Linked DNA regions of Homo sapiens: regions 1 and 3 are each linked to region 2. Evidence: read pairs that join two places in POLR2A ChIA-PET (ENCODE). Cell type or tissue: GM12878. All regions are shown on one strand. Each heading gives the region's core, and the rest is flanking DNA. Links, peaks and the distances in the headings are about the cores only. Region 1 overlaps LOC105379013 (a long non-coding RNA gene). Region 2 has its middle 190 kb from the start of PIK3R1. Region 3 overlaps LOC105379013 (a long non-coding RNA gene).

Evidence for each region. ChIA-PET counts read pairs that join two places held together with the same protein. Peaks named below come from ENCODE experiments on the same cell type or tissue, not always from the same donor. Only the 100,000 strongest peaks of a DNase experiment are listed, where the experiment ranks them.
Region 1: POLR2A ChIA-PET joins it to region 2 with 7 read pairs; 1 of 35 experiments calls an interaction of 5 or more read pairs at or near these places.
Region 3: POLR2A ChIA-PET joins it to region 2 with 5 read pairs; 2 of 35 experiments call an interaction of 5 or more read pairs at or near these places.

What each region holds. Positions count from the first base shown.
Region 1 is chr5:68,705,842-68,716,575 of GRCh38, forward strand. All of the region lies in intron 2 of LOC105379013 (a long non-coding RNA gene), which reads right to left. Among named protein-coding and RNA genes, the nearest start is that of LINC02198, 320 kb to the right of the region's middle. RefSeq lists an enhancer at 5,963-6,012. In GM12878, for the core only: no CTCF peak of the experiment used is centred there; DNase peaks (open chromatin) are centred at 5,003, 5,446 and 5,810; H3K4me3 peaks cover 920 bases; H3K27ac peaks cover 1,070 bases.
Region 2 is chr5:68,401,851-68,412,584 of GRCh38, forward strand. No RefSeq gene overlaps it. Among named protein-coding and RNA genes, the nearest start is that of PIK3R1, 190 kb to the left of the region's middle. RefSeq lists enhancers at 4,893-4,942, 7,432-7,726. In GM12878, for the core only: no CTCF peak of the experiment used is centred there; DNase peaks (open chromatin) are centred at 4,631 and 5,191; H3K27ac peaks cover 403 bases.
Region 3 is chr5:68,484,994-68,495,727 of GRCh38, forward strand. All of the region lies in intron 3 of LOC105379013 (a long non-coding RNA gene), which reads right to left. It overlaps LOC105379012 (a long non-coding RNA gene), which reads left to right. Exons shown (of 4, transcript XR_948411.3): 2 at 6,589-6,692. Among named protein-coding and RNA genes, the nearest start is that of PIK3R1, 270 kb to the left of the region's middle. In GM12878, for the core only: no CTCF peak of the experiment used is centred there; no DNase peak of the experiment used is centred there.

The sequences.
Region 1 (10,734 bases), core at 3,048-8,047, 300 kb after region 2:
CTTACATATTCTCCATTTTTTATCTCTCAATGATAGTTTCTGGATAATTCTTTTAGATCTACTTTTCAGTTTACTACCTCTCATCTCAATTTCATCCAATTACATTCTACTTTAGAAGTTCTATGATGTTTTAGTTATTTTCAAATTTGTCTTCTTTTTTTTTTATAATTGCTTGGTGTTTTTTCTCATATTTTAAATTCCCAGTTATATATCTTTAATCATTTAAAACATTATTGTAATAGCTTCTACACAATGGCTCTAATATCTTAAATTATTGACAACTATCTAATTCTAAATTGCTTTTTAATATCTGGTAAAGATAGATTTCTTATGTATTTTGCAATGGAATATCATGAGCTCATGTTCAGCAGCTATTTATCTGTGAGAATCCTATGAGACCCAAATTAAGGGTTTATCCCACCATATCAGTTTTATGTTTGTTTCTTCCAAGCACCTTGGAAATAGCTCTTTTTATAAAGATATCTCATCTTGAGAGCTTCCCAATAATGTAGGCACAATAAAATCAAATGTCAAACAGACACAGGTCCATAGCAGATCTTTTTTCTTGTCTTTCCAGCAGTATCTCGCTAATACATAGAAAATAAGTGGATCATAGGAATCTTTTTCCATTTTTACTCATAGTGGATAAATTATCCTCTTTCTTACCCCTTTCCCCATCCTCAGGTGCAGTCAAAATAAGTCCCTAAATAGCAGGTTGGGTGGGGTTTTTTTTTCCCTCTAGTAATCCTCAGAATGTTTTCCACCAAAGGGAACCGTATTAGTGTATTTTCACACTGCTGTAAATAAATACCTGAAACTCGATAATTTATAAAGGAAAGAGGTTTAATTGACTCACACACAGTTCAGCATGGCTGGGGAGGCTTCAGGAAACTTACAATCATGGTGGAAGGCAAAGGGGAAGCAAGAACCTTCTTCACATGGCGGCAGGAGAGAGAATTGCAAGCAGGGAAAATGTTAGTGCTTATAAAACCATCAGACCTCGTGAGAACTCACTATCATGAGAACAGCATGGGGGAAACTGTCCCCATGATCCACTCACCTCCCACAAGATCCTGCCCTTAACATATGGGGATTATGGGGATTGCAATTTGAGATGAGATTTGAATGGGGACACAGGAACTAACTGGCCAAGGCAGAGTTTCCAGAAAGAGCAGACACACAGCCTACTTTAAAAGCAAAATGTTTTATCAGCTTCAAGGTTGACATCTACTAGCATATTAAAGAGGAAAGTCAACAGAGAAAGAAAAAAGAGAGGAGGAAAATAGAGGGAATCAGAGAATCAATGTTTCTTGGCCACTGATAATACATCACTCCTGAAAACCACTTTTGTGGCAGATTTTCCCTCAGTGTTAAGATGCTGCACAGCCAGGACTAGGATCTAACCAATGTCTCCCTGAATCTCCTTCTCAGAAGGGAAGTCCATGAGCCAGAAAAGAGGGCCCATGGTAAACATCAAGAAAACAGCCTCAAGTAAAGGACTGCTTAAGGCAGGTAAAAGTCCTGTTTCTAAGTAGACCAGGGAGCTTGCTCTTTTTGTAAATCCTGCTTTTGCTCATTAGTTCCTTCTGGACATACTGCCCCATTTCAGTTTTTCATTTCCTATCCTCTCTAACCACACCTTCTCCATCCCCCAAGTTTCCTATTGTAATTGTGCTGATTCTCTAGGCTAGAAGGCTAAGATGACAATAAAGAGGGAGCAAATATTGCAGGAAAGGCTCCCAATCTCCCAATGTCAAAATATCTGCAGCATTCCCCCTGGAAAAGGCCTTCTTTCCTTGAAGGCCAGATATATCTGTGACATACGACTGCAAGATAATGTGATTGCAGGATTCAGGCCTTATGGTGCTCCAGGACATTTTTAAAAATCATGCAGTCATCAAAAAGCTCCACTCCCAGCTGTGTGGAAAGTGACTCTGCAGCTCTCACTTAATTTTGGTTGCATTACCTCATTCTATACATCATTCATAACAAGCAAGGAACCACAGGGCTCCCTTTGCTGAATCTTCATGTCCTTGACCCAGCTCTAACTAATTTGTCCATTTACTTCATAAATGTGGTAAATCCTGTAGCTAAAAGAAGTTGTGCAGAAGTTTAATGCAGTGGGTTCTCGCCTAGTTGTCACAACAAGCAAAAGAAGCCAAGACAAATAGGAATCCTGACCTACTACCATTTTCTCGTCCTTCCCATGTGATTCACATTGCCATCACTCTGGCAGCTAGGATGGAAAGGTTGAGAAGAGAGGAGATTTTTTAAAATTGTCTTTGGATGGGCTATTTATGTCTTCCAACCTGGTACTTTTCCTTGAACTCAAACAGAGCACCAAGACAGACTGCAGCGTGACTCCTCTACCCCACATAAATGAATACATTTACACTTCATCAGCTGTATTGGGAAGGAACTAGGAGTCTCCATGTGCTTCATGGGCCCATATAGGTTTCTTGCATGTCAAGGCAGAAGCTTAGGAGCACATGGCCTCAGGCCTGAAAGTGAGGCAGTACCCAGTCATTCCCCAGGAGAATCGTTCTGTAAGGATTTTGTCTGGTTTGTTAACACAGCTCTTCTACCAATCTTCATCATCAGGACTTTATAACTCTCTTACAATTAGATAATATGGAAGCAAAGGATTCATTCTGGACCTGCTATAAAAGTAGCAGTATTTGGGGCTGGAGTCTGCAGATATCTTGAACCGAACCAAGAACTCCAGTCTGTCTCAGGATTCAGACACAATTAGATAAAGGAAACTTCTCAGCCAAAGCCTAGACCCATTACAACCTTCTGTACCCTTTACCCCTACAATAAAACACTGTTAGAACTGAGGGGCTAAAAGACGCTGAATCATCAGAGCAAGATTAGATCATGATCACGTACTGTGCCGAGACGAAAAGCTAATGTAGACATTTTAGAAAGGGTTTCAACATCAAGAGTCAAAGCAAAAGGGGTTTTATATTTAACTAGGAATTAAGCAAAAATTCTATTTCCCCAGAATCCCAATAACAAACGTTTTATTTCTGAAGTGTTTGGGCACACTGTACAGTCTTTGCTTGAGAGCTGCCACAGTAGGATAAATAGCAATACACAAAGGCACCAAGATTGACTGGAATTGCTCCAAATTATGCAACAATCTTTGAAAACCAAAAGAAGAGACTAGCAAAAAGATACATATTACTCTGTTTTAAATGGACTATTTTTACATTTGTTTAAGGAAAAGGGAGCCAGAAGAGAAGTTCACTCAACTAGATTATCTCTTGAGTCCTCTTCTCATAGAGGCCAGCTAATCTGGTAAATCAGACTTGCTTTCTGCCTACCCATGGGTCCTGCTGAGCTCTTTAATTCTTATATTATGGAGATTTGAAAACCAATCGTTAAAGAATGTATCAAAGAAAGTCTCAAAGTCAGCTTAAGGTTAATTTCCCTCAAGAAATTCTTGGCTTTTCTTCTTTTGGTGCCTCCCCGTCCCCACTTCTTAATTGCCTCTGTCTTCCTCCAGCCTAACCCCAGCTTGATCTTAGCACGGCTTGCCCCAGGACTGGCAGAACAGACAGGATAGCTCTTTAAGAATATAGAGTTGACTATTAATAGCAGTGACACAGGCCATTGAGAGCCAAGGCAGCCAAGCAAGGAAATCTGTCAGCCTGGATTAGCTTTCCAGCACCTGGGAGGTAGGACTAATTTATAAGTAAAAATAGACAGCAAAAATGTCTGGCCCTTCATAGGCCCCTGATGTCTGAGAAGGCTTGCATGGATCCAAGTCCAAGGGCTTTTTCCAGCTGTCCTCCAAACCTAGCAGCAAACTTTTTTAAAAAACTGGAATTAATAAAAAGAAGGCTTGTTTCAGTCTGAATCAAAATCTATGTCTATATGAACAATGTACCTTTTTCCATGGATTTCTAACCATTTAACCAGATCCCAAATAACCTATAAGAGGAGTCATGTATGCCATAGTATCCTGCAGGATTCACTTATCAAAGTTATTAACGAGTTATTTAGTAGAGTATGGTCGTGCCTTCTTTCTCTCTGGGCCTCCATGCATCCCCCCATGGGAGGGCTATACTTCCTGTACATGAGGTCTAAGCCTCTACTTCCCTAAGCTCTGGTAGAGTTCCTTTGCTCATCACAGAATGGACTGCAAGAATCACATCAAAATCTTTTGAAAGAAGTTTATATTTTAGAGGAGTATTTGAGGTTAATTTACTAAGTCTCTGTTTTTTATAAACCAAAATTCGGGCTGCATGCAGACACTTGCTGCCAAGTTTAGAGGTTAGGTGACCACATATAATTTATTTTGATCAAGTAATGAATTTATAAAATGAAATTATAAAATATTCACATAGGCCCTATTCTTAGGGCCCTATAGATTAGGTCACTTTGTGCTATGACAGTCTCTGTCCCAGAGAAATTTACAGTGCCATTTTACTGAAAATCTTTTTTCAAATATCTCAAGTAATTGGGTACACACACACACACACACACACACACCAGATACCCCTGAGAAGTGGCAGTCCTGTTGTGTAAGCTAACACAATTGGCCAGAGCATTTTCTTATGCTATCCAGTCTTTCAGTTCCCATCTCTTACCTTCTAATTATACTACCTCCTATTATAAATAAGTCTTTTTTTGTAGGGTGTCAGGAACTAGTAGACTCTTGCCAGCCCCATTAGCCATCCATATTTAGATCCTTTAATCTTTCCTCTAATCTGACTCCCTGAGTCCCCCTCCCCTTCGACTACCCCCTCTCCTTGTCCTTCTCCAAATTCCTTAAGATTCTATGCCCCTAACTCAAGCTTTACAAAATCAGAGTGATATTCCAGATGCTTGCTCACTGAGAAACTGAGAGACCAGCTGTCACCTCTGCTTTCTGTTACTCTGTGACTCAGGGTATGGTCCCAAAATAGGTCTGGCCTTTCATGCTGCCTTCTCTCATTGCAGTCTGGCTTCACCTTACCTGTCCACCATCACCCCAGTTCCCCTTTAGCATTCCTGCTTTCCAGGTTTCTCTTCCCCATGAAGTGAACATGTTTCAGTTTATTTCCATTCAAACATGAATATGCCACTGGTCAGCACTCTCAGAAAGAATGTGTCTTACTTTCACCCTGGTTTGGAATTAGCCCAAAAGTCTCCATGAACATTTCTACCAAAGGAGCTCTTATTTATAAGGCCTTCCAATCTGGAAAGAGAAAGCAAGAAAAAAAAATTATGATTTTAGACTCCATTAGTACTTCTAACAATTTTCTGGAGAAAGTAAAATAGCATTCCAGGAGGATCTGCCTCAGAAAAAAATTTGATGGGCTTATGAAGAGTGACTGTGTACCACCCTGGAGCTAAGGAGAGGAAGCTTTTCCCTACTAAAGTAAATTTCCCTGGGCTTACATGGAACGGCACAGTCATGGGCTTCATGGTGCTTTGTTGCTTGGGAACCCTGCTTTCTTCCCTCCTCCTCCCCCAGAATCTGTCCTACTCTCCCTTCTGGGAGCTCAGCTACGGCAGGTGGCAGGAAGGGTGTCCATGGGGACTGAGGAGCCCCACCCTCCTCCAGGAAAGTGCAGGGGCCCACGCTGTGCCCTGGGGAAGTCCAAGAGGCCCTCATCTCAGGAACTCCCAAGCCCACAGCACTAATCCCCACAGCTTCAAGAGGAGAGAACATTCCTATTTTAAGAGCTCCTGGGTAACGTTGTGCTCACTGAGGTCTGAGTCACTGCTCTTCTTTAAAGTTTTTGAAAGAAATCTATTTCTCAGCCATTAGCTTTGCATGTTTTTTTTTTCTGCCTCAAAGATCAATTGGTTTACCACAAAATGTAAAGAGAGTTAGTGAAGCAATGGTAACCAAGGAAGCTATGGTGTCTAGAAGTGCAATAACAGACAAGGGCAGAGCTAAGAGTTAAATAAGATCTAAAAATAAGTCACTAACTATACCCCACTTCCTGTAACATACAATACACAGGTACCTAGGAGAGAAAACCACTCACAGTTCAAAAGAACACATAAAGAACACTGCAATTAAACACAGCCCACCCTGACCCAAGTATCACCATCTCCTTAATTAACAATCTTGTAAGCAATGAGGATATTTCATTGTAAGCTTATTTGTCGTTATGATGCTTGAGAATATAGAACCACCATATCAGCCATTACAGTAATTACAAAAGAAGGTCACATCACAACCACGGCATTTGTTACCCGTTGTATAAACCACTGCAAGGTGAATGTGAGTTTTTCCACAGAGTTTGCCTGCAAGAAAAACCATGTATTTCTTCCTTATCAGCAAGCTACTGTCTAAACAATTTAATGTTTTCACATTACCATCAATAATAAAACAGCTAATGTTTATTGTACCTTTATACAATAATCCATTATTACCTCATTTAATCATTACAACAACCACATGAAGCATCCCCTTTTTACAAACAGGAAAACAGAGGTAAAAAGAGATAGAGTAACTTGACCAAACCAATCCCCGTTAATAAGTGTTGAAGTTTAATTTCAGATTTTCCTAGCTAGTCACCTCAAGAAATTAATCACATTTGATACGGTTGTTTACAATTCAAAATTTGAATGCCATCAGTTCCAACTTTATTTTAATGGCCAACTTTATCTTTCCCCCAGCTAGTTAAGCTGATTTTTCACATATGTAAATGACTTCTATTAAAATTCAGTTTGTACTCTTTTCTCAGACTTCTATATTTAATATCACATTTTGGGTGTGGCTCAGCAAAAAATGAAAGTAACTGGTTCAGAAAATAAACACCCAGTTTCCTCTTCATTCTTTTTCCTTTGAGAAAAAGAGTAGCCGGATCTAAATAGAATGACCCTGGCCCCAAGTTAGAAGTTTCCAATTCCTTGGGACTCCCTTGGTGTCTGCATTAGTTTGCTAGGACTGCCATTAATAAAGTACCACCTACTTGGCGGCTTAAACAACAAAAATTTACTTTCTCACTTCTGGAGGCTTAGAAGTTCGGCAGTGTAGCTTATTTCTGAGGCCTCCTTCCTTGGCTTGTAGATGGTTTTCTTCTCCCTGTGTCTTCACATGGTCTTCCGTCTATATGTGTCTGTCTTAATTTCCTTTTATTTTGAGGACAACAGTCACATTGAATTAGAGCCCACCCACGTGACCTTATTTAATCTTACTTCCCTCTTTAAAGACCCCATCTCCAAATACAGTCACATTCTGGGATACTGGAGGTTAAAACTTCAGCATATAAATTTGGGGAAGCAACAATTTATCCTATAGCACTATCCTAACAATTTTCTTTTACAAGGTTGTCTATGTAGCACAATATAAATGTCTTTGACCCTGACAACCAGGAGGTTAAATCACTGCTTTTTCTAAATGCTTTTGTATTACCTCCCTGTGATGATACACACAAGTTTTTCTATGATCAAACCAAGTTTTTATTCAAATACTGTTATCAGCAATACCGACCATATTATAGTTTTCACCTTAAAAGATACCGTTAATTTCATTTGTAAAGAAAATGCATTAAAGATGTATTTACCAATTATGAATTACCAATTGCCAATTAATAAAAATAAATTCTAGATTTGAAAAAATTTGAGGTCATTAACATCTTAAATTGCTATTATTATACACATGGCACTTAAAACTGTATCACCTCTCGTCAAGATAGTGCCCAGAATAACTTACCCTGGGCCTCAGCATATGTCTCAATTCCTGGTCATCCCACATGAAGATTCAGAATGACCTGATAAGAGGTGATTCAGATGTGTATGTTACATCAGTGTAGAAGCTACCACTTATGGGTACCTCCTGCTTTCACATGCTGTGCTACATGTGTTATGTACATTAAATCATTTATCTTCAAAATCTCTGTGGGAGAAATATTATTGTGTCTGCTTTACCAGTGAGTAAACAACATTAGAGAGATTAAGGAAATTGGCCAAGGTCACACAGTTGGTCAAGACAGGTCTTAGATGTGAGCCTAGTCCCATCTGACTGCAGAATTTTTTTTTTTTTAACCACCACATGTTTCTTCTTTGACTTCTTAAGAGATATAGCGGTGGAGTCTATGTGGCTCAGTGACTCAGTGATGCAGAACTTTTCCTAGGCCATAAAAATATCTAATCTAGTTTCACCAACTGTTAGTTTGGATAAATAAACTGACAACAGTATCTTTGTTTCTATGTTTTAGCTGAAAAACAAATCATGAGGTATTCACCATCAGAAATAAAATCTACATCTGTCTTTGGGAGATGATGAATAAGGTTACGTAAAACAATGGATGCATCTATTTTTCTAGAAAAGGTTAATTATATTGAGCAAAGCCAATTAGTAATCACAAGCTGCTATGTGGCATCTCTGGGACTGTGGTATTGCATTCCTACAAAACACTTATTTCATTGTTCAATTTTATCTGTTTTGTGTCCCGGCTTCCTAGTCAAAATGTGTTGAAGGCAGGCAGGAGCCTTTCTTCTTTCTATTATCTTGCGATGCTGAGCACTGTGCCTTGCACAGAGCAAGTGCTCATTAACCTTTCATTATCCGTTTTGAAGTCTCTACCAAGTGACCATCAAGAGAAGCACCTGAAGGCTTGGTGATAAGCCTCAGTCACACGACAAGGTGTGTAAGAAATCCCTAAAACCACTCCCCAAACCTTTTATTCATAAACGCAAAATGTCTGAGGGATGGCTGATGGTGCCGGGGAGGAGTGCTTTTGTAGTAATTGTGCAATTCTATTTATTTAGATAAAGTAGGACATGTCCGAAATCTTAACAGGTCTTAACTGGGGACCCTGAAGGCAGTTTCAAATAAAGCAGGATTCTGTATGGGGTGCTCATTAATGCACCTGAGCGATCCCAATTGAGGAGTGAGTCGGGCCAACCTACCAGCAGAACTCAGAGTGCCTTCCTCCTTCCTCCTGTTGGTCATGTGTCTTCTTTCTTAGCAGGACCTCTTCATCTTGACCAAAAAGTAGCTTATTGAAGTTATACAAACAGGCAAAAAAGCAGAGTAGTTATTTCTAGAGCTTTACTCTAAGAACTACATAACTAGCCACATTATACTTCTTTACCTAGCAGTAAAAATTAACAATAACTCAAAGAAACATATAAGTACACTGAATACTTAACACTGAGCCGCAAGGGCCCTTGGCAACTGTCATGGAAACCCTGATGCCAGAGATAAAGAGGGCTGTCTCAAAGGAAAGCATTGTCCTCAAAAGACGAACTAACTGTGAGAACATGATTGGATGGATACCAGTAGATCTCGTCCGCAGGAAAAAAGGCATTCTCAGGAAGCCTGCCGCAATGAACAGAACCTTTCTTTAGTCTGGCATTTCCTTTCGGTTCAGGACACCTGTCTTCAAGTCTGCCTTAGGCCCTTATATTTGTCCCAGAGTGACTCTGGGCACCTCTTCTAGAGCTTTCTATACCTCAAAGAACTAAGAAAACTATAAAATTATTCAGCCTATGACAGCAGGCTTTGAGAATGGCTAACTGATAGAGATGAGCTTATGGATTTACTGATCCTTTAAGGAGGCAGGGATATTTTCATATCCCTGGAATTTGAGGCAATATGAAGCCAACTAAGCTCCAGGGATTGAGGTGGCTCCCCTTAAGATTTTCAGTAGCTTGGGATCTCTCAAGACTGGTATGAAGCTCCTACTCCTCTGCCTAGGGAGGCTTTAGCTGCATCACAGCCTCAGGTAGGTTAGAAATGGATTGGCATCTAGCAGCTGGGGTGGAGTTGGAGGGCAGTTAGCTACTATACCCCACCAAATAGATCTCTCGCTAAAACTCTAAATCTGAGTTACCCTTCCTCAGAAGACACAGATGTGCATAAGACACTGATTTAGATTAGGGAAGGAGGCCATGAGTTTGGATAAGCAAAACAAGCACAAATAGGAAGAAAATGAAATCAGAGGTGCAAAGTATGATAGAAGAAAAAACCTGGACTACCCAAGCCACCACCAGTAATGCTTGTGAATACATTATCTTGGTGTGGACTCATTATACAGCCTAGTACCAAGCATTCCTCCTGAACGATTCTAATAATTGGAAGAGGACAGTAGGGCCCCAGAAGTGAGTCATATCAAAGCCATCACTACACAGCTAACCCACCCCTTTCATCAAGCAGAAATGATTCCATATTAGCCACAGCTTCCATGATCTCATTAGCAAAGATATTAAAAATCTGCTTTTCCTCTAGGAGGAAAGATTGAAGCACTGCCACAAATTATTTCACCCAGAATATTTTGGCTTGATTGGATGAATGGGGATGGGGAAAAATTCTTTCTCTCCATGGCAGTTTTCCTTAATCCTTTTGGGAGGGTACTTATGTGATGGAAAATGAGATACCTCCCGATGTGTGTGAGTCCAGGGAAAGGCCTAAACTTAGACTTGGGACACATTCATTGCAAGTAAGCAGCTTGGGCAAAAGGCAATTACGGGCTTACACAGACTAAAAGTTCACGGGTCGATCTGGTTTAGTGCATAAATGAACTCAGGACTCAAATAATATGATTAGGACATGACTTTTTTCCCTTCAATTAGTCCTGCCTTCCTTGTCTCAATTCCCATATGGCTGCATGATGGCATTGGCACCACGGACCTCTCAGCCTCTCAGGGTACAGACCCTGTACACAAGAAACAAGAGTGCTATTCACAGTAAAATTCTCAGAGCAGACCAGGGCCATGCGCGGTGGCTCATGCCTGTAATCCCAGCACTTTGGGAGGCCAAGGTGGGCAGATCACCTGAGGTCA
Region 2 (10,734 bases), core at 2,490-7,489:
CACAAGAACAGCATGGGGGAAACTGCCCCCATGATCCAACCACCTCCCACCAGGTCCCTGCCTGGACACATGGGGGTTACAATTTGAGATGAGATTTGGGTGGGGACACAACGCCAAACCATGTCACAAACCATATCAGATACATAGGTGATCGTCAGCTGTTTACTAATATTAATTTATTCATAAGACATCTCTACCTTAATTACATTTCACAAAATAATCATTTTAGAAAACTTGCTTTTTTCTTTACATCTTATAAAGTAATTTTATTCAAACCTTTTAAATCCACTTTTGATATCCCTGACTTTGTCATTATGTAAACCAATTTGAATCATCTCACACTGTTTCTGGAGGGTGTCGTGTTCAATTCTGTCCAACTTGTTTGAGATAAATGTATGACGCTGAAACTAGAAATGTTATTGCAAGCCATAGATACCTGTTTCTGTTAACATTAGGGGAGTATCTTCACACATTTATTCTATGGGTGTGTCTACTACTTACTATTTGACTTTTCAAAGTGATCTTTAAAATATTTTCAGTGGCCTAGAACAGTTATTGCTGTGAAGTCATATTCCAAGAATAACGACCAAAACTTCTTCAACTTGGCCAGGCACGGTGGCTCACACCTGTAATGCCAGCACTTTGGGAAGCTGAGGCAGGTGGATCATGAGGTCAGGAGTTCGAGACCAGCCTGATGAACATGGTGAAACCCCGTCTGTACTAAAAATACAAAAAAATTAGCCGGGCATGGTGGCAGACATCTGTAATCCCAGCTACTCAGGAGGCTGAGGCAGGAGAATCACTTGAACCCAGGAGGCAGAGGTTGCAGTGAGCCGAGATTGTGCCACCGCACTCCAGCCTGGGTGACCGAGTGAGACTCCGTCTCAATAAATAAATAAATAAATAACTTCTTAAACTTTCTTTACTTCTTTTTGACTGATCACATCAGATGACCTCTCTAAGCATTCCCAAACAAGCAAATATTGAATTTGTTTCAGGTTTATATCTTACACAAACAATAGTAAAGTCATCTATCATATGCAGACTCAACTATAAGGCCACTCTCCTTTTTGAGGGCTAATTTTAGGGGGAAATATGTGCTTCATATATTTAGGAACATACATTCCAGAGCAACTTAAGATTCTAGCTGGCGTACAGGAAATGTACATTCACATTGTTCCTGAAGCTAAAACACGTTCTTCACAGGACATGTGGCAGATTGTATTTTCCAAAGATGACTGCACCAATATATTACATTCCACCTGCTCTTCTTAAGATGTGATGTTGACACTCCCCCATTGAGAAGTGGGGGGCTTATATTCCCTTCCTTTGAATCTAAGCAGGCCTGTGACTATGAAGAAAATGGCACTATATAATTTTTAAGGCTAAGTTATAAAGATGAGTTCCAGCCTGGGACACTTGCCCTTGGAACCCAGCCATCATGTCGTGAGCACACCAGGCAACCACACGGAGAGTCCACATGTAGGTGTTCTGATTGACAAGCCCCACTAAAGTCCCTCCAACAACCAGCATCAACCTCCAGACATGTGATGTATGAGCCTGCAGATGATTCCAGCCCCCAGTTTTTAAGCCGCCCAGTTGATACCGAGTGGAGCAGAAATGAGCTGTCCCCACCAAGCCCTGCCCAAATTGCATATTCGTGAGCAAAATAAATGTTGTTTTAAGCCTCTAAATTTTGAGGTGATTTGTCATGCAGCCATAGATAACCAGACACCACAGGTTTTTTGCAACTTGCATATGCAAAAGTTATTTTTACAGACTTAAATGAAAGACCTTTTAGTTATTTCTGATAATGTTCATCTTAGTAGTTTTAGGATGAAAACTGTTGAGATTATGGGAAGTTTTTATAGTCATCTAATATATTACTTCTCTAGTTTGTATTTTTTGTAGATGTTACATATTTAGAAAGCATGTTAGGCATTCATACTATGTGGGCAGAAGCCTAAATTGGGGCACTCTTTCTGGAAGGCAATTCATGCTCCCCCCAAAAAGTACAAAAAACATTAAAAATGTATATGTCTTATGTCCAATAAATTCTGCTTCAGGAATTTATCTTGAGAAAATGCAATGGATATGTGCAAAGAATAGCTCTAAGGATATTTGGATTATTTTTTTAAATATTGGAAATAATCTAAATATTAACATAGAATTAGACAACAAATTATGGAATATTAGTTAGCCACAAAAGATGTAGAAGATGAAGATTTACTAACGTGGAAACAGGGTGAAAATAGAGTGGTCCCTCCATATCCACAGGGGATTAGTTCTAGGACCCACCAGGAATACCAAAATCCTTGCATGTTCAAGTCTCTAATATAAAATAGTGCAGTATTTGCATATAATTTGTACACATCCACCCCTATTCTTTCAACCATCTGTAGATTGCTTATAATACCTAACATAATGTAAACTCTATGTAAATAGTTGTTACCCAGTATTGTTTAGGGAATGACAAGAAAAAAAGTCTATACATGTTCAATATAGACACAACAATTGTAGGCCTAGCTACATTTTCAATCCTTTTGTTGCTTAAATCTGTGGATGTGGAACCCATGTGCACAAAAAGCTGACTGTGTATTATTAAGTGAAAAAACTAAAACTGCTTATAGAAAAATATAAATTATAATTCCATATTCACAATACTAAGTATGTATAAACATATTAATATACACAAAGATCTAGAAGGATATACATTAAGGTTCTTAAAAGGGGTTAAAGTTGGGAGGATTATGGAGCTTGTTATTTTCTTCCTTCTTTATCCCTACCTCCCCACCTTCATTTTTTTATTTTTGGCTTTTCACTACCTTCCACTCAATTTTTTTTTTTTAGACACTCAGGCTGGAGTGCAGTGATACAATCACAGCTCACTGCAGTCTTGACCACCAGGCTCAAGTGATCCTCCCACCTCAGCTTCCTGAGTAGCTAGGACCACAGGCAGGTGCCACCACACCCAGCTAATTTATTTTTTATTTTACTTTTTTGTAGAGGCATGATCTTACTATGTTGCCCAGGCTGGTCTTAAACTCCTGGGCTAAAGTGATCTCCCTGCCTTGGCCTCCCAAAGTGCTAGGATTACAGGTGTGAGCCACTGCACCTGGCTTCATTTTTAATAAAGTTACTTTGCTTTTTATAATTAAAAGAACATTAAAATAACTTTAAAACATTTTTATAGCAATGTGTTAGTCAAGGCTTTCCAGAAAAAATAGAACCAAATGATATGTATTTATATATTCTTAGAGAAAAAGAGAGAGAGTATAATGAATTGGCTTGTGTGGGTATAGAAGCTGACAAGTGTCAAGATCTGCTGGGTGAGTCAGCAAGTTAAAGTCTCAGGAGAGCGAATGATATCATTCCAATCCAAAGGCCAGAAGGCTTATGACCCAGGAAGGGCTGATGCTTCAGTTCAAGACTGAAGGCAGGAAAAAGGTGATGTCCCAATTTGAAGGCAGTCAGGAAGAAGAATTCTCTCTTACTCAGGGGAAGGTCAGACTTTTTGTTCTATTTAGACCTCCAACTGATTGGATATAGCCTACTCATATTAAGGAAGGCAATCTGCTTTAGTTAGTCTATGGACTTAAACATTAACCTCATTCAAAAACACCCACCCTGAAATACCCAGAAAAATGTTTGATCAAATATCTGGGCACTCTGTGGCCCAGTTAAGTTGACACATAAAATTAGCCATCACAAACAAGAAAACAAAAAGCTATGTAAACCCCATTGAAAAAATCAAGAGAAATCAAGAGAAAAAAAAGAGATTCTTTTTGGATCAAATCTTTTTTGAACCTCTGACATCACTTGTTAAGTCAAGCTATTTTCATTTTTGTTTTAGAACATCATTTTATTGTATATGCAATACGGTCTGTATATACTGGGGATGAGCAAAAGAATATGTACATTGTTTCCATCCCCCTCATTTTGATTGTATTCATAATTTGTATTTTGGGAGCTTTCCCTAAAAGTTCCCAAAACAGTGCCTGACTGGTCTGCATTGTGAAGAGTGCACACCTTCTTCTTGTGTACTCCCATGGCCCTGGTGCTGACCTCTGTCACAGCATTTAACCTCATCATACTGATTCACATGTTTGGGCTCATCTGATTGTGAACAACCCCAGCCAGAGAATGGGACTCAGCACAGAAGCTGTGCTCAATTAACATGTCGAATGGGAATAAAACGTTTTTATCCAAATAATTGATGAAACTATTCAAGCAGGCAGCACTGAGTATTGAGCCCTGTCTTGCATCACAAAACACTTCTCTCCTATTTTACAACTATTCTTACAATCAACTGCCTTTGAGCAAGATTTTTCAGTTAGATAATGGACAATATTTCAAAGTTTTAAAATGCAAAATGCAGACTATTATAATCATCAAGCTATCAACTGGCACCACTATCTAGCCCAGTGTTTTCCAAACTGCAGGGTTGCAACTGATTAATAGGTTGTGAAATCAGTTGAGTGGGTTGTTAGTAGCCTTAAAAAATGTACAGAAAATATAAAAGGGCTGCTCATGTGTTAATTACAAGTATTGTTTCAGGAAACTTTCATTGCAGAGGTATACAGGTGTGTGTGTGTGTGTGTGTGTGTGTGTATTCTGAGTCATAATGTAAAATGTACTCATATACTTTTTACTGTGGTTGGAATCTAAAACGTTTGAATGCCATTGATCTGGCCCATATTTTTCACAGCAGACAGATGTCTTTCTAAAATTAAGATAAAGCCAGGGCCAGCTTCATGGGTGTGATACCTGTTCCATCGATCAGTGCAGTTGCACAAGGCTCTGCACTTGCAAGGGCCCACACTTGGTTTAATGCTCTTCTGTCACCACTGTAGGATTCTTAATAATTCTATCTGAGTATTTATGTGAGCAGAGAAGATCTACCAGACAGCAGTGAGCACTCACAATTGCGATCCAGCAGCAGCTGTGCCAAGCACAGCAAGCTGCATGCTCCAGCAATTGGCCTGTTTGTCCAGCACATGAGTAGCCTCCAGGCAGTCCAGGGCACCGAGGGGTCAAAGGGGTTGGCTGGGGCTCGACTTAGGCCCAGATTCATGTCATCAACAGCAGCAGCAAAAGTATCTGCACAACGGGTCACAGCCCCGGGAGAAAGGAGAAGCTTCACCTGGGGACAGGATGGGGACCCGTGACGGGAGGCTAGCTTGTCTGTCTGACCACGCCTTGCCTACACAAATATTAACTCTTCCACTTCTTAATGCTGAAACAGGAACTGCCAGTGTGAAAGCAGTAAACTCTGAGAGTAAGTTTTTACAAAACAAAAGTGAACACAGGAACATAAAGCACATCAGGGAGTTACAGGAATTCTTCAAAGCATTTAGAATCTTTGGTTTTAAAAACTGCCACCACAACATTACAAAGCAAATCTCTATAGAGATTTAGCAAAGAAATAGAACAGAAATATTATAGTGTTAAATGAGAAAAACAAACAAGCAAACAAACCAACCAGCCACTATTTTCACATGACACTTTAGATGAACCAATTATTAATGAAGAAAGCAATTTTAATACTAAAAATTTCCTTGTAATTGAAGATATGGCAACAGAATGCATAAGTATGTGTTTTCATTCATATACAAATCATGAAGTAACTTGTGGTTTCTTATACGACCTCCACAGGTTTACAGGAAATGTCAGAGGAAACGTTTAAAGGCCATTGTATAAATTTACATACATAATTAAATTTAAACTTACACAGAACTAATATATATGAAGAGTTAAATCATTTTAGAAAAAATATTCTAGAAAATCAGTTCCAGATGTGTTAAACAATTTATATTTTGAAATTATCAGAAAGTGATGCTTATGTTATCATAGCCTATAAAGAACTCTTAACTCCAGTTAGTTGTATCCAGATTCTTCTTAAAATTAAAAATTATCAAAAATTCTTTTTAATCTTGAATTTGTCAAGATGACATCATTTTCAATATACTTTAAAATGAAGTTACTGAAAGTATAAATTTGATAATGTATTAGTCCATTTTCACACGGATATGAAGAACTTCCCAAGACTGGATAATTTATAAAGGAAAGAGGTTAATTGACTCACAGTTCTGAAGGGCTGGGGAGGCCTCAGGAAACTTACAATAATGGTGGAAGGGGAAGCAAATACATCCTTCTTCACATGACGGCAGGAAAGTGAAGTGCCGAGTAAAGTGGGGAAAAGCCCCTTATAAAACCAACAGATCTCATGAGAACTCACTCACTCTCACAAGAACAGCACTGGGGGTCCACCCCCATGATCTAATTATCTCCCACAAGGCCCCTCCCCCAACACGTGGGGCTTACAATTTAGATTAAAATTCAAGATGAGATTTGGGTGGGGGCACAGAGCCAGCCCATATTAGATGACTTAATAAATTTGCAAGAAAGTGAGCCAAAAACATCTTGTAAGCAGTCAAAATATTAATTTATTAAATTACCTTCTAATTCTGATTAATTTGTTGTATTTATTGATTATATAAAATTAAGGCACCAAAAATACTTTTTTCAATTTGTAAGTTTGTGTTGTTACTCATGTATCAGTTACTCCTATGTTTTGCAAGTAAAATATTTTATAGGAAAAAGCTTTATACTTTAGAACTTTGGCAGGATTCTCCTCCCCGCCCCCTTCAATAAGCTGGTCTTTTTTTTTTTTTTTTTTTTTTTTGAGATAGGGTTTTACTCTGTCACCCAGGCTGGAGTGCAGTGGTACAATAATGGCTCCCTGCAGCCTGGAACTCCTGGGCTGAAGTGATTCTCTGACTGCAGCCTCCTGAGTAGCTGGGATTATAGTCATGAGCCACTGTGCTCGGCTATAATGACACTTCCTGTTTTTTGAATATGAGTCCTACATTTGCATTTTGCATTAAGCCCTGCAAATTGTATAGCTGGCCCTGAATACAAAATTGCATTTAAGTCAACAAATTATACTGAGTTGCTAATTTTACCCAGAAATATGCGAATTGATCAAGAAGAAACAGGATAAACAACTTTCAAGGGCCTCATGTTCTAGGATTCTAAGTAATTTTAATATGTGGCAGGATCTAAGGATCATATAAGAAATGAAGGTTATGGGAGTGTTTAGATAGCTTAAATTAATTGTTTTATTTATGACCTCCTAGGATTATTAAGTACCTTTGTGGGATAACTCTAATATTTATCATCTAAATTCTGACTTCATCAGGAGTTTTAGGCCTGGGTCCCAGTTTCCATTCACCTGCATTCCCAGTCAATTTGCAATTGTGTGGTTGGTTGTGTCAGAAAGGACAATGCCCTTATTGAGCCCTTCTCCATTACCAATAGAATGAAGACAAATTGTAGAATAAGTTCAGATCTGGCCTATTCTATGCTTCAATAATAGGTGTATGATATGCTATTTGATACCCTTCCATTTAATGTCATCAGAAGTTTGGAAGTGTCCTCAGGTCCAGTTCATGCATCACTCTAGGTCTATTCACTTTCCTTGATTTTGGCCTTGAGTGGAGCAAAAGCTTGTGCTCATGGAGCCCAGTCATTGCTGCCTCAGCCTTGACTGCAGGCTGCTTCATTGACTGCTCCCCCAGGCCTGCAAATGACTCAAGGACACACCCCAACAGCACCATACTTCAGTCCACGCTTCAAGCCTCTTGCCTCATGTTCTAGGAATTTTCTGTTGCTTCTGAGACATGAGATGCCTTGGACCCACTTGGCATCCATGTAACCGCAACCTAAAAAGTACAGGCAAGTTAAATATCCTTTGGAACAACGTTTACCAGTGGGGCCAGGAATTAGCAGAGAAATTCTCCCTACCTTCTGTCGAATGAGGTATTCAGAGATGAAGTATCTTTGTACAGTTTTTCTGAAAACATTCTGAGACCAAGCAGTTTTCTGGGAGCTATGGGCAGCTCAGTAGGGGTTTTACTTCTAAGTGAAATGAATAAAATTGATGACTTAATACATTTGCAAGAAAGTAAGCCAAAAACATCTTGTAAGCCATCAAAATATTCTATTGATATTAAAAATTATATTAATAGAACTTCTATTCCACTAATACATGCTTTTGGCTCAGGCTTGGCTTTTTAGGGAATGTGGGCTGAGATATTAATATGCTACAGTGGTATTTCTGACATGAACACTTCAGAAGCAGCATGGAAACTGACTGAAAGCAAAGACTCAAGCCAGATTGCTTGCGTTTGAATCCCAGCTCTTCCATTCAGCCCCTGTGTGACATGGAGTCCGTCACTCATTCTCCTTTTCTCCGTTTCAATTACCTCACATAAATACATTATACCTTCTTCAATTTGTGTCACAGGCTTGTCTAAGCATTCTCATGTATTTACTCTCACTTTTGAGAATTAAGTATATAATTCTGAGAGACGTGACAGAGAAGATGAAAAGGTAATTAAAATTAAACAATGAAAAGATGTTGAATTCCCAAGTGGTTGGAAATTCCAGCACTAAGTCGTTAATAGTGATTTCATCTACTTCCTGCCTACCTGAGCCACATTCAGCTCCTTGTTCTCCATCCTCATTCTAACCCCCTTTTGCAATCTGCTCATGTCTCTTCTACCTTGAGCACTCTTTCCTCCAATATACTTGCCTCCTTTCTCCCTAGCCCTACACATTGCCAAACTCCTTTTTATTGCACAGATCTCTGTTTATATATCACTTGGGAACTCTCCTAATCTCCAGAATCAGGAGGCAGTCCCCTTGCACATATTCCCATTGTAACCAACATATTTCTTACTTCTCTATCAGAAAAGCCAGCTCACTGTATTTTTTGTTTATTATTGAATCTCAACATAATTTTTAGTTCTTGGCCCACAGTAGGTGTTCAATAAAAACTGATAAGTTATAGCTTTATTTATTTTTTTAAAATAGATTTTCAGAGCAGTTTTGGTTCACTGAAAATTGAGTGAAAGGAACAGATATTTACCATATACTCCATATCTCCACACATATATGGCTTCTCCCACTGCCAACATCTGTGCCTATATTTGTTAAAACTGATGAACCCACATTGGCATGTCATTATCCCCCAAAGTTCACAGTTTACATCAAGATTCACTCTTGGTATTGTATATTCTATGGGTTTAGACAAACATATAATGATATGTATCCACCATTATAGTATCAAAGTAGATACAGAATAGCTTCATTGCCAAAAAATTCTCTGTGCTCTGCCTATTCATCCTTCCCCCAACCCCTGGCAACCACTGATCTTTATACTGTCTCCATAATTTTGCCTTTTCCAGAATGTCATGGTGCTGGAATTATATAGCATGCAGGATTTTCAGATTGGCTTATTTCACTCAGTAATATGCATTTAAGTTTCCTCCATGTCTTTTCATGGCTTGATAGCTCATTACTTTTTAGCGCTGAATAATATTCCAGCGTCTGGATGCACCACAGTTTTTTTTTTACCCATTCACCTACTGAAGGACGTCTTAGTTGCTTCCAAGTTTTGGTAATTATGAATAAAGCTGCTATAAATATTCCTGTGCAGGTTTTTGTGTAGACATAAGTTACCAAGGAGCATGATGCTGGACCATATGGTAAGAGTATGTTTAGTTCTGTAAGAAACTGCCAAACTGCCTTCCAAAGTGGCTGTGCCATTTTGCATCCCCACCAGCAACGAATAAGAGTGCCTGCTGCTTCCTTCACATCCTCACCAACATTTGATATGGTTAATGTTTTGAGTTTTGATCATTCTAATACGTGTATAGATAAAAAATTATTTTTATTGCCCATAATTTCTAATATTTATATTTTAAATATTTATATTTTCACAGAAGGCCTATTTTGCTACAGAACAGCATACTAGTGCAAGTAGAAAATTCACAAATGTATCATGAATAGTTCAGGAATCTGCAAGGCAAGGTCTAATGAATGACATAGATAGGTGCATACACTGTCACTAACATTAATCACCCACTCAGGATTCTTAAGCTAGAGTATTCATTTCCTAGAAAATAACGGGGAATAGGGCAGGCTGAGAGCAAAGGGCCCATTTCTGAAGTCTCTGAACACGTATTTATACAGACGGGTCCTCAGACAGCACTGTGATACTAAACTCACTCCATGGCAGAGTGGCCATTATTGTCACTTAGGCCATGTGGTCCTCTATTCCAGAATATTTCAAGGAACATTTTATGCTTTTATCAGATATGAGTTAGCTGTGCATATCGGAAATTTAATTCAAGTAGACAACGCTTTCATATACTCTGGCTTTGAACCAAGGAGTCAGTCACTAATGGCAGTTATACTCAAAAAGCTATCATCAAACCTAAACACTTGAAACTCAGAGCTAAATGTATATATTTGCACTAAGATTTTCTCTTCGTCATTGGGCTTTTATTTTGGAGGGTTTCCTCAATAACATCTTCTCAAAATAACCTCCCTCCCTAGAATCTTCTCTAAAACAAAGCAGCACTGGTGTTTGATGTCATTTTAAAAATCGCATTATACCCTTAGGATCTTGTCATCACATTTTTTTTTTTTTTTTGAGACGGAGTCTTGCTCTGTTTCCCAGGCTGGCGTGCAGTGGCGTGATCTTGGCTCACTGCAAGCTCCACCTCCCAGGTTCACGCCATTCTCCTGCCTCAGCCTCCCAAGTAGCTGGGACTACAGGCACCCGCCACCACGCCCGGCTAATTTTTTTATATTTTTAGCAGAGACAGGGTTCCACCGTGTTAGCCAGAATGGTCTTGATCTCCGGACCTCGTGATCTGCCCGCCT
Region 3 (10,734 bases), core at 3,405-8,404, 84 kb after region 2:
ATTACTGGTTGGTAATTTTAGTGTCCATGATCTGAAAGTACCCTGTGATTGTAAGGAGGAACAGTTGATATAATCACTATCATCAAAATAACAACCTCATTTCACATGCTAACACCTTGAGTTTGTTGACATTGTTGGTAACTGTGGTACACATCTATTCTGCTTTACACAATACTGGTGTGAATTAGTGTCCTGGAGAACTGTGGGCTCTTTGAAGTATATTTGGAGACTACCCTTAGCATCCATGCAGCTAGAAACAACAGAAAGGTGTTGATTGGTAGATATATTTTTAGTCAGATTACTTCAGCCCCAAACAGAAAGTGCTTAAGGCAGTAAGTACTGAGGTACATCTGATTAGGGCTCATAAACTTTATTCAGAACTACTTCTATAGCTAAGTGGCTGGTGTGACATGGTGTGTCTACATGTATGTGTGTTTTGGTGAATGCCTTTAGGTGATCCACTCTCATATTTAAAAAAATAGATTCCCACTTTTATCCTATAGGGCTTCAAAATTTACTTAAAAAATAGCTTTTTGCATTCACCACAGCTATGTGAGCTAGTTAGATGTCTTAAGCAAAATACCTCCACCCCTTTCAAATGAACAAACTAAAAGTAAGCTTTGATATGAGGCCGGTTCTCAATTATTTCTGAGAAAGGTCAACAACTTAGATATTATATTCAGATGTACAAAAGTAAACACAGATTTTCTCTTTCACATTTCATCTTGTTTGGGAGCTCTTCATTTCTAAAGACAGCAAAGAAAAGTTGATATTTTCACATTGCCACTCAGGGTTACTCTGTTTCTGCTCTTCCTTGAACTGTTCCAGACCTCTTTGGCTCTTGCCTCTGTTGCCTTCACTTGTCTCCAGTGTGATGCAGCTCATCTTATTTGCCCTGGCATTTGAGCTAGAAGTTTATAGTTTCTGTCATATTCTCCTGTCACGAAGACCTGACATCATGAAATGATCTCCTCATCTCCCCTCTCAGACTGTTCTCTGTCCCTCTCTGGTCCAGCGCCCTATGGCACTTCTTGATTCCTTTATTGAGGAGCATGGGGACACTGAATGCCTGTCCAGGCCACACAGACTACCTCCTTTCTAAACTCCTTCCTGGGTGGCACCATGTTGCTCCGTGCCAGGAAGAAAACAGGAAACTCCCCTATAGGGAATCAATATTATAATATTTACGTTAAAACATTTGGAATATGTCAACCTCCCCTCAGAGTTTCTCGAAACTTTATTCCCCCAGGGATTTTGATCCAGATAATGAAGTCATGTTCCTCAATTCTGACATCTTGCTTCTCTTTCTTCTCCTTCCTGGGCTCCTCTCTCTGGAATCTGAAGGGCTTTTTTACTTTTCCTTTCCGTCAAGTAAAATTTTTTCTTACATCATATCCTCCTTCCCCTTTTTACTACAGTCTACAAATAAATCTCTGGAGTTCAAATCTACCAAGCTTCACTCTTCTCCCCCACCCCCCAAAAGCTCTATTGAAGGACAAGTACAAATAAAAATTAAATATATTTATGGTATACAACATGATGTTTTTATATATGTAAACATTGTGAAATTATTAAATCAAGCTAGTTAACATATCTACCACTTCACTACTTATCATTGTTTGTGGTGAGAACATTTAAGATCCATTCTCTTAGCAATTTTCAAGTATACAACATATGATTGTTAACTATAGTTAACAAGCTGTAAAATAGATCTCCAGAACTTATTCATCCTGTCTGACTGAAACTTTGTATCCTTTGACCAACATCTCTCCATATTCTCCCTTTCCCACCCCGCAGTCCCTGGCAACCACCATTCTACTCTCTGCTTCTGAGTTTGACCTTTTCAAGATTCCACATTTAAGTGAGATCATGAATTATTTGTCTTTCTGTGCTTGGCTTATTTCACTTAGCATAATGTCCTCCAGATCCATCCAATTGTAGCAAATAACAGGATTTCCTTCTTTTTTAAAGGCTGAATAGTATTACATTGTGTATATATACCACATTTTCTTTATTCATTCATCTGTTGATGGCCACTTCAGGTTGATTCCATATCTTGGCTATTGTGATAATGCTGCAATCAACATGGGAATGCATATATATTTCAACATACTGATTTCATTGCCTTTGGATATATACCCACAAGTGGAATTGCTGGAGCATATGGTATTTCTATTTTAAATTTTTGAGAAATCTCCACACTGTTTTCCATAATAGCTGTACTAATTTACATTCCTACTAATAGTGTACAAGAGTTCCCTTTTCTCTACTTTCTCACCAACACTTGTTGTCTTTTGACTTTTTGATACCAGCCATCTAAAAGATGTGAGGTGATATCAAACTGTGGTTTTGATTTGCATTTCTCTGATGATTAGTGACATTGAGCACCTTTTCATATTCCTATTGGCCATTTTTATGCCTTCCTTTGAGAAATATCTATTCAGGTCCTTTGCCATTTTTAAATAGGGTGGTTGTGTTTTTGCTATTGAGTTGTGGGAATTTCTTATCTAATTTTGGATATTAGTCCTTTATCAGATTTATGGCTTGCAAATATTTTCTGTTATTCCATAGGCTGCCTTTTCACTCTGTTGATTGTTTCCTCTGCTGTGCAGATGCTTTTTAGTTTTATATAGTTCAACTTGTCTACTTTTGCTTTTTTTGGCCGGTATTTTTGAAACCATCTCCAAGAAATTATTGCCAAGACCCATGTCAAAATTTTCTCCTATATTTCTTCTAGGATATTTACAGTTTCAGGTCTTATATTTTAGTCTTTAAGTCTAGATTAAAGAGACTGTACTTTCTCCATTGTGTAATCTTGACACCCATGTCAAAGATTAGTTGGACTATATGTGTGTGAGTTTTTTTCTGGGCTCTCTATTCTGTTCCATTGGTCTATATATCTATCTTTATGGTAGTACCATACTGTTTTAGTTACCGTACCTTTGTAATATATTTTGAATCAGGAAATGTGATGCCCACAGCTTTGTTCTTCTTTTTCTAAATCACTTTGGCTATTGTGGGTCTTTTGTGATTCCATATGAATTTTAGAATCATTTTTTCTATATCTGTAAAAAAATCTCACTGGGATATTGATGGGAATAGCACTGAATGTGCAGATTAGTTTAGGTAGTATGGATATTTTAACAATATTAACTCTTATTATCCTTGAACATGGAATGTCTTTTATTTATTTGCGTCTTTCTTTCATCAATGTTTTAAAGTTTTCAGTGGAGAAGTCTTTCACCTCCTTGATTAAGTTTATTCCTAAGTATTTTACTCTTTTTTGTGCTACTATAAATGGAATTTTTACATTTCTTTTTTAAATAGTTCACTGTTAGTGTACAGAAACACAATTGATTTTTGTACTTTGATTTTGTGTTCTCTACCTTTACTGAATTCATTTTTTAGCTCTAAAGGTCTTTTGTGGAGTCTTTACCGTTTTCTACATAAAAGATTATGTCATGTGATGATTTTACTTATGCCTTTCCAATTTAGATTTCTTTTATTTCTTTTTCTTACTTGATTGTTCTGGATAGGACTTCCAGAATTATGTTGAGTATAAGTGGCAAGAGTGGGCATCTTTCCCTTGTTCCTGATCTTAAAGGAAATTGTTTTCAGTTTTTCACTACTGAGTATGATGTTAGCTGTGGGCTTATGATACATGGTCTTTATTATGTTAGGGTATATTCCTTCTATATCCAGTTTGTTGAGTGTTTTTGTCATGAAAGGGTGTTGAAGTTTGTCAAATGCTTTTTCTGCTTCTACTGAGGTGATCATGTGATTTTTATCCTTATTCTATTAATGTGGTATATCACACTTGACTCTTAACAAGTAAAGGGAAGTTTAACTATGTAGAAGATTCTTGTATTTTTCAAAAGCTTGGCTTTCAAGATTATTGTGCCCACCATCTCTTTCCCTGTGGCAACCAACTTTAAAAAGGAACCCAGGTAAATAGGATTTGTCAGGGAATTTCTTGAAAGGAAGAATAAGAAAAACTAATTTAATATTTTTAAAATATCCTCCACTGAGTTTATGGACAGCAAACTGTTGTGTGCTAACCATACGCGAGGCACTATGTGCTTCTCAGGCTTTTTCTCATTTAATTCTCACAGTGCTCAATGAGTTCTTCACTTATGAGGACACCAAGTCTTAGAGAGGTTATAGATCTTGCTGAAAATCATATAACTAATCAGAAATGGAGCCAGGATTTGAGCCCACGTGTTCAACTTGACCTTGAAAGAGTCAAGACAACTTGTAAGAGTACTGACATGTGTCACAGTGTTGTAGAAAAGACAGAGGGGCATGGACAAGAAAATCCATGTCATGTTCAAGACTGTGTACCACAAATCTCATTATACCCTGTTTTCCCATGCTTTTCACTACAATTTTCATGCCCCATGAAACACAAATCAAAGTACTGCTCACTGGAAGAGTGTTCCACAAAGAAGAACCAGCTGAAAGTTTGGCAGGAGGAGATAGAAGGAGGAAGGCATGGAATGTTTACAAAATATCAATTTCTAGGAAAAAAACCTGCTTAGTGAGTTCATTAATTTTTCACCTACACCACTTTGAAGAGAATTTTAATGAGCCATTATTGGAAATTTGTAAGGGGCCTATATTTTGGGTGCTATATTTTTATTGGTTTCCTTTTTATAAAGAGGCAAGACCAAAGTACACAGTGTTCAGATGACTTGCTTAAAATGGGAGGCATCTGAGTCACAGAAGTAAAGTTAAATTCTCTAAGCTTCCGGTCCCATAATATCTTTCCTTAAATACACTTTTTCCTCCAGCTTCACTTTTTCAATATCACAGGATGATTCTGTAGGAAGAAGAAAATCCATCTGACCTGCCTACACTCTAGTGAAGCAACCTCCTTGAAACCCATTTCTTTTCATACTCCAGAGAAATTATGTTTGAAACAACAGAGGTGGTAGAACTTTGCAAAAAGTGAAAATCCATTGATCTTTTAAAGATCCAGAAAGCAATGTTTCTTAAAATACAGATCAATAGCATAAGACCATATTTTAATATTGTCATGTTTACCCACTCATACTATTTATACCTTAGTATGTGCTATTAGGAGTGAAGAAAAGCAAATAGTCAAACTTGTCTAAAGAGAAATGACAATAGATTCCGGAATAGCAGTAAAAACAATTAAGATTAGTAGCTGATACAAATGAAAACATCTTAGGTTACTTAAGAAGGGTTCTTTTATATAATCAAAGGTAGTAAGAAGAGATGGAATTAAGACTCCAAACAGAAACAAATTAGGGGAAGCATGAAAAAAATGGAGCAAGAATAGTTTTGAATACATAAAGAGGAGGAAGACATAGGAGTTCAACATGCCTGTTGAGAGAGAACTCAAGTAAATTTTCATAAAAGTGGGAGAAATGGCTTGAGAAATGAAATTACTTTTTTGTCTAGGTGTGTGATGCAGGATCAGTGGGGATGGATGCCAGATACAGGCATATTTCCCAAGGGAGGAAGAAATAGAAAACAAAGTGGGTTTCCTGCCGGAACAGGTGGTGTGTTGACATGTACACATCTGACAGCCGGGCTTTTGAAGCTTTCCAAGGGTCTGACCAGGCCAGTCTGAGTTGTCTGTAAGACTTCAGGGAAAAGCAACACAGGGGAGTCTCAGTGATGTGGTTTCAAATGTCTTTGGACACATGAGACATAGCAGTTGTGGGTAAGGAAAGTAATGGGGCATCCTGCTATTGAGCACAAGGCTGAAAGCTGGGTTAGACTCAGTCACAGCTCATGATTTGATATTCTCAGCCATCCATTATAAGAAAGGAGCCAAATGTCTGTTTAAATCTAGGTGCAGGCAGATATTAACTCACTAAACTCCCCTTGACCTTCTTAAATACTGGAAAAGCTTTATCAGGACTTTCTCTTTCTTCTTCTTTTCTTTTTGGGGGGCGGTAGTGGTAGTTAGTAAGTAGGAGGGTGGGCCTGAAATTAGGAATGAATACAGAAGGTGGGAGTGGAAGGCTAATGTGCAATGTTTCTGCAAAGTTTAGAATCTTGTTTTGTTTGAATAACAGGCTTTCCTATGCTCTGTGATTGGGACTCTGTAAGTGACATACTTAAGCAATCACAAAAATGACAGTTTGGGGCTAGATTTGGGATGAAACTATCAAACCAAATAGTGATGACTGGCGAATAATGTTTTTGACCCTGAATTATAGTTGAGGAGCAGTAGTCATGGTATAAGCATAGGCTAAGGATAAGATTGCTTGCTGTTTGAATCCCTATCCTGCTTCTTGATTGGGTGATACTGGATATCAAACTGTGTGATCTTGTGTAGTGGTCCCTTAATTTCCTCCATTATAAGGCATGGATAATAGTAGTACCTATCTGTGGCAGAAACATTGTTTGTGCCTACTCTCCTGGTTCTTTTCTTTCCTGGAACAATGGAAAATCATGTTTCCCATTCTTTCTCTGCATCTATGTGGGACCATGTGACTAGCTCTGCCCACTGGGATGTGGGCAGACATGGCTAGCTACATCAGTACTAATTTGACCCCTAAAACTTTCCACAAGATTTTCCATGCCTTTTCTCTCTTCTCATTGTCTGCTGGCCAGTTGTAGAAGATCCAGGAGAGGAAGATTTAGGACTCTGAAGCTGTTGCTGCCTCCCTGAAACATGGCGTGAACATTTGTCTTCCAATCATCAGATTTACTGTGATGTAAGCAAGAAATAAATCTTTTCTTGTGGGAAGGCATTAAGATTTGGGGGACATTTGTTATAGAAGTCAGCCTACTCTAATACTATTTCAAAGTATTAGTCACTCTTGACTAAAAACTATATATTGGGGTTGTAGTGAAGATTAAATGAGTTACTGTATATAAAGAGTACTATTATAGAACGGTATCTGGCATATAGTAAGCTCTTGATAAATGTTATCTTGCATATTATAAGTGTAGAATTGGTTGGTTGGGTCAATCCAAGAACCCCACTTGGTCCATTAACTTGAAGAAATGCTATTTGCATCTTCTTAGCAAATTTGAATATAGACTGGGCCACCCATCCCTCATAGTTACTACTGGGTTCTATGATGAGCTTCATTTAATCACTTTGGGTCAGATTAAGCATGGCACTATGTTCGAATGGTTGGAAATCTGTGAGGACTTCTAAGTATCAGACATTCTACTATTCATAGGTGCCTTTTCATAGGGGCCTAAGATTCAGATGGACAATAGGTCTTTTAGGTTCTGTTCAGTAATTTTACAGAAGTCATCACATAAACTGAATACTTATGCTGAAGGGCTCTGAGAAGGCTTAAAAATGCTATATGCAAAGGGCTTAGCACCAAACCTAGCCCAGTTTTAAACTCATGCTAGGAATGTAATAAATAGTAGTTATAACAATAATAATAAATACATAAACCACCACCACCACCATCATCATCACCATCATTTGAATACCTCTTTTCTTCTGAGAACTTCAAGACTGTATCTATATCATACTTTCTACCTCTGGCATGCCATTTTATATTCTGACACTGTTATGGCCTTGCTTATTACATAATACCATCTTTTTAAATATTTTATCTACCTCTTGCCTACTTTGACCAGAGGCCATTACTTGTTCTTATATTTGCTTGACCTAATGAGGCTAACTTGTCCTTGCCCTCTTTAAAACAACCTTTATGTATTTGCAAACTCCACACTGGTGTGTTATTGGATATCATGCATTAGATATGCAATATTACCCATTGAGATCTCAGTGATAATTAGTCAGGGGAAGGTGATTTTTTTTGAAAGAAATGTTAGTTTCAACTCTGAAATTCCCTTTTCTTTAGTAGGTGCAGGTCGATAGGTAAAGGCCTTAATGTTTCTTTAATGTATAGATGAGCAAATCTAACTACTTTTAGGTTTGGCAAACTTTATCTGGCTATTTTCAAGAATTATATGGCTGGCAACTCCTCAGATGTATTCTGCCAAATGCTTTCTCTCCTTAACCTGTGTGTGTGTGTATATTTCAAAGGGAATTTAAGCCACAAATTTATTTATTAATTTTATTACAATTAGATTTATTATTTATTATTACTTAGCTGATTTATTAATACTTAGCTGATCAAATATGTGGTATTTGTCTTAGTCAACACTTACAGGTTCCAAATTCTGTTTCTCTGACCCAGGAAACCCTGAGAGGTTGGCAGCAGCCACCCCCTAAAGAACAAACCAAACTGGTTGTCTGAGCCTGGGAAGAAGCTAGCCCACATCTTTCCTTTAGATAGGGTTTTAAATGATATTTTGTCCCTTGGAATTCTCAGAGGTGAGGAAAAAGATATGTTTCCAAATGTCTGTTAGTTGATATCAACCTAAAATGGAAGCAGCCCCAGGTATTCTAAATGGAAGAGGTTTGGGAGCAGCAATGTAATTGAAGAGTGTCGATGTGTCTTGTCCTGGAGCCCAGTTTACATAACTCTTTACATAAGATGGAGAAAACATCTACTGTCCATATCGAGGAATGAGTAGAGGTAATGGAGTGGGGAACTGGGAAGGAGTGGACTATGGCAGTCATGGAGAATCTTGGCTGCCACTACTTCACTGCTTTTGACCTAACAATATCACACTTTGGATCTAATATCTTGAGGACTGAAGTCTCCAGAATCAACAGGAACCACTCAAATACTGGGTAGGCAAAGAGTGACAATTAAAGACAAACCTTTGCTAAAAGGTGTAAATCAAAAACAAAATTCTAAGCCCCCCAGCCAACTGAATAGACCCCTTCTGTCAGCCAAGGGCATTCTAAAGTAAACCCGAAACACGAATTTGGGCCATGATGGGAATGGGTGGTAGGACATGCCTCATTACAGCTTTCTCCCCTTGGAATTCAGACACATCTGACCAGCATTAACATTAAAACAGAGACCTTAGAACTAACAGAATAGACTCTGTAAGACTGATTAAAAAAAAAACATTTGTAATCTATTCTCTCTGAAACAGCCACCTGGAGGCTTCATCTGCATAATAAGAACTTTGGTCTCCACAACCCCTTATCTTAACCCAGACACTCCATTATATTGATTCCAGGTCTTTAGATAAATTATTTTAACCAATTGCCAATCAGAAAACCTTTGAATCCACCTGTGACCCAGAAGTCCCCCACCCCACCCTTTGAGTTGTCCCACCTTTCCAGATCAAACTAATGCATTTCTTACATGTATTGATTGATGTCTTATGTCTCCCTAAAGTGTGTAAAACCAAGCTGTAGTCCAACCACCTTGGGCACATGTTGTCAGGACCTCCTGAGGCTGTCCTTGGGCTTGTCCTTAACCTTGGGAAAATAAACTTCTAAATTGATTGAGACTTGTCTCAGATGCTTTTTGGTTTACGAGAGATATTGACTTCATGCCATACTCATGGACTAGTTAAATGCCCAGGTTTTTTTTGTGATTCATTTTTTCTTTTTTGGTAATTTTTATAATATTGGATTTCTTCTGAAAGATGACAGAGCACTTTGTGTGTGTGTATATAGGACATCCACTCTGCAAATATTCCAGGGGCAGGCTTGTCTCCTAGAAAGGTAGGTTGGAAAATTCAGTAGATTTATTTTGACTATTTGCTAGAGAATGGCATGATCTTACCTGAAAAAGATAGGAAGCAGTCTTGGGACTGTTGTCAAAACTAACAATGGTGCAGTTATTTGTGAGTTTAAAAGCCAGTTTTCAACTAGTGTTTTAAAAGATGCACCTCCCTCTCTACCTCCAGAAGATACCCATGGAGAGCAAAGTAAATGTATAAAAGAAAAATGTTTGAGACCTGCTTATGGGGCTGAGGGCAGCTTCTAGGTCTGAGGGTGGCCTTTGGCTGAGAGTTGGCAAGTAACTGGAGCCTTCAGTCCTACAACTGCAAGGAGATGAAGTTCGCCAACAAATTGAGTGATCTCAGAAGCAGATTCTTCCCTAGTTAAGCCTTGAGACACTGACTGCAACCTTGTGAGACCCTGAGCTGGGGACTCAGCTAAGTGGTACAGGGATTTGTGACTCACAGAAGCTGTGAGGTAATAAGTGTGTATTATTTTAAGCTGCTACACTAGTGGGAGTTTGTTATGCAGCAATAGAAAACTAATACACCATGTAGCTATCAAAATTGTTTCTGCTACTTATGAGTTTCATATTGATGTATGAAAAGAAAGCTGAGTTATAGTCAACTGATATTATTAAACAGTACAATAAGCCATAATTTTACTAGTGCCAAGTTACTACCAGCATAAAATGAGAAACATTAAATTGGGGCTTGCCTTTCCCCTCTTTCAGCATAGTTAGAAAAAACATCTGTCCCTCAGGCATTTGGATGCTGCATCAAGGGACATGTTTTGTTAGAACAAATAGAACCCAATACACTGCACCTTTCCCTACCCTAGAAGTCACTATCAGAATTGTCTTAAGGCCCCCATCCAACTGTATGAAATAATTAGGGCAGCCTATATGCCTTTGCATTTGCACCGACAATTGACTATGATTTGCAATTGGGTACATGCAGTTTTCAAAATCTCATGCTCATAATGAAATACACACTTCTTACTGTGACTTACAAGGCCTACAGAATCCAACACACCCTTTTGTCTCTGGACCCCTCACTGGCCTCCTTGTCAAGTATGTTTGCCCTACCTGACACACAGACTGAGATCTTATGCCTACTTCCAGGGCTTCTGCCTGGAATGTTCTGCAGAATTCTCATGGCTGACTCCTCTGATTTCAGTCTCACACATTCCCTCCC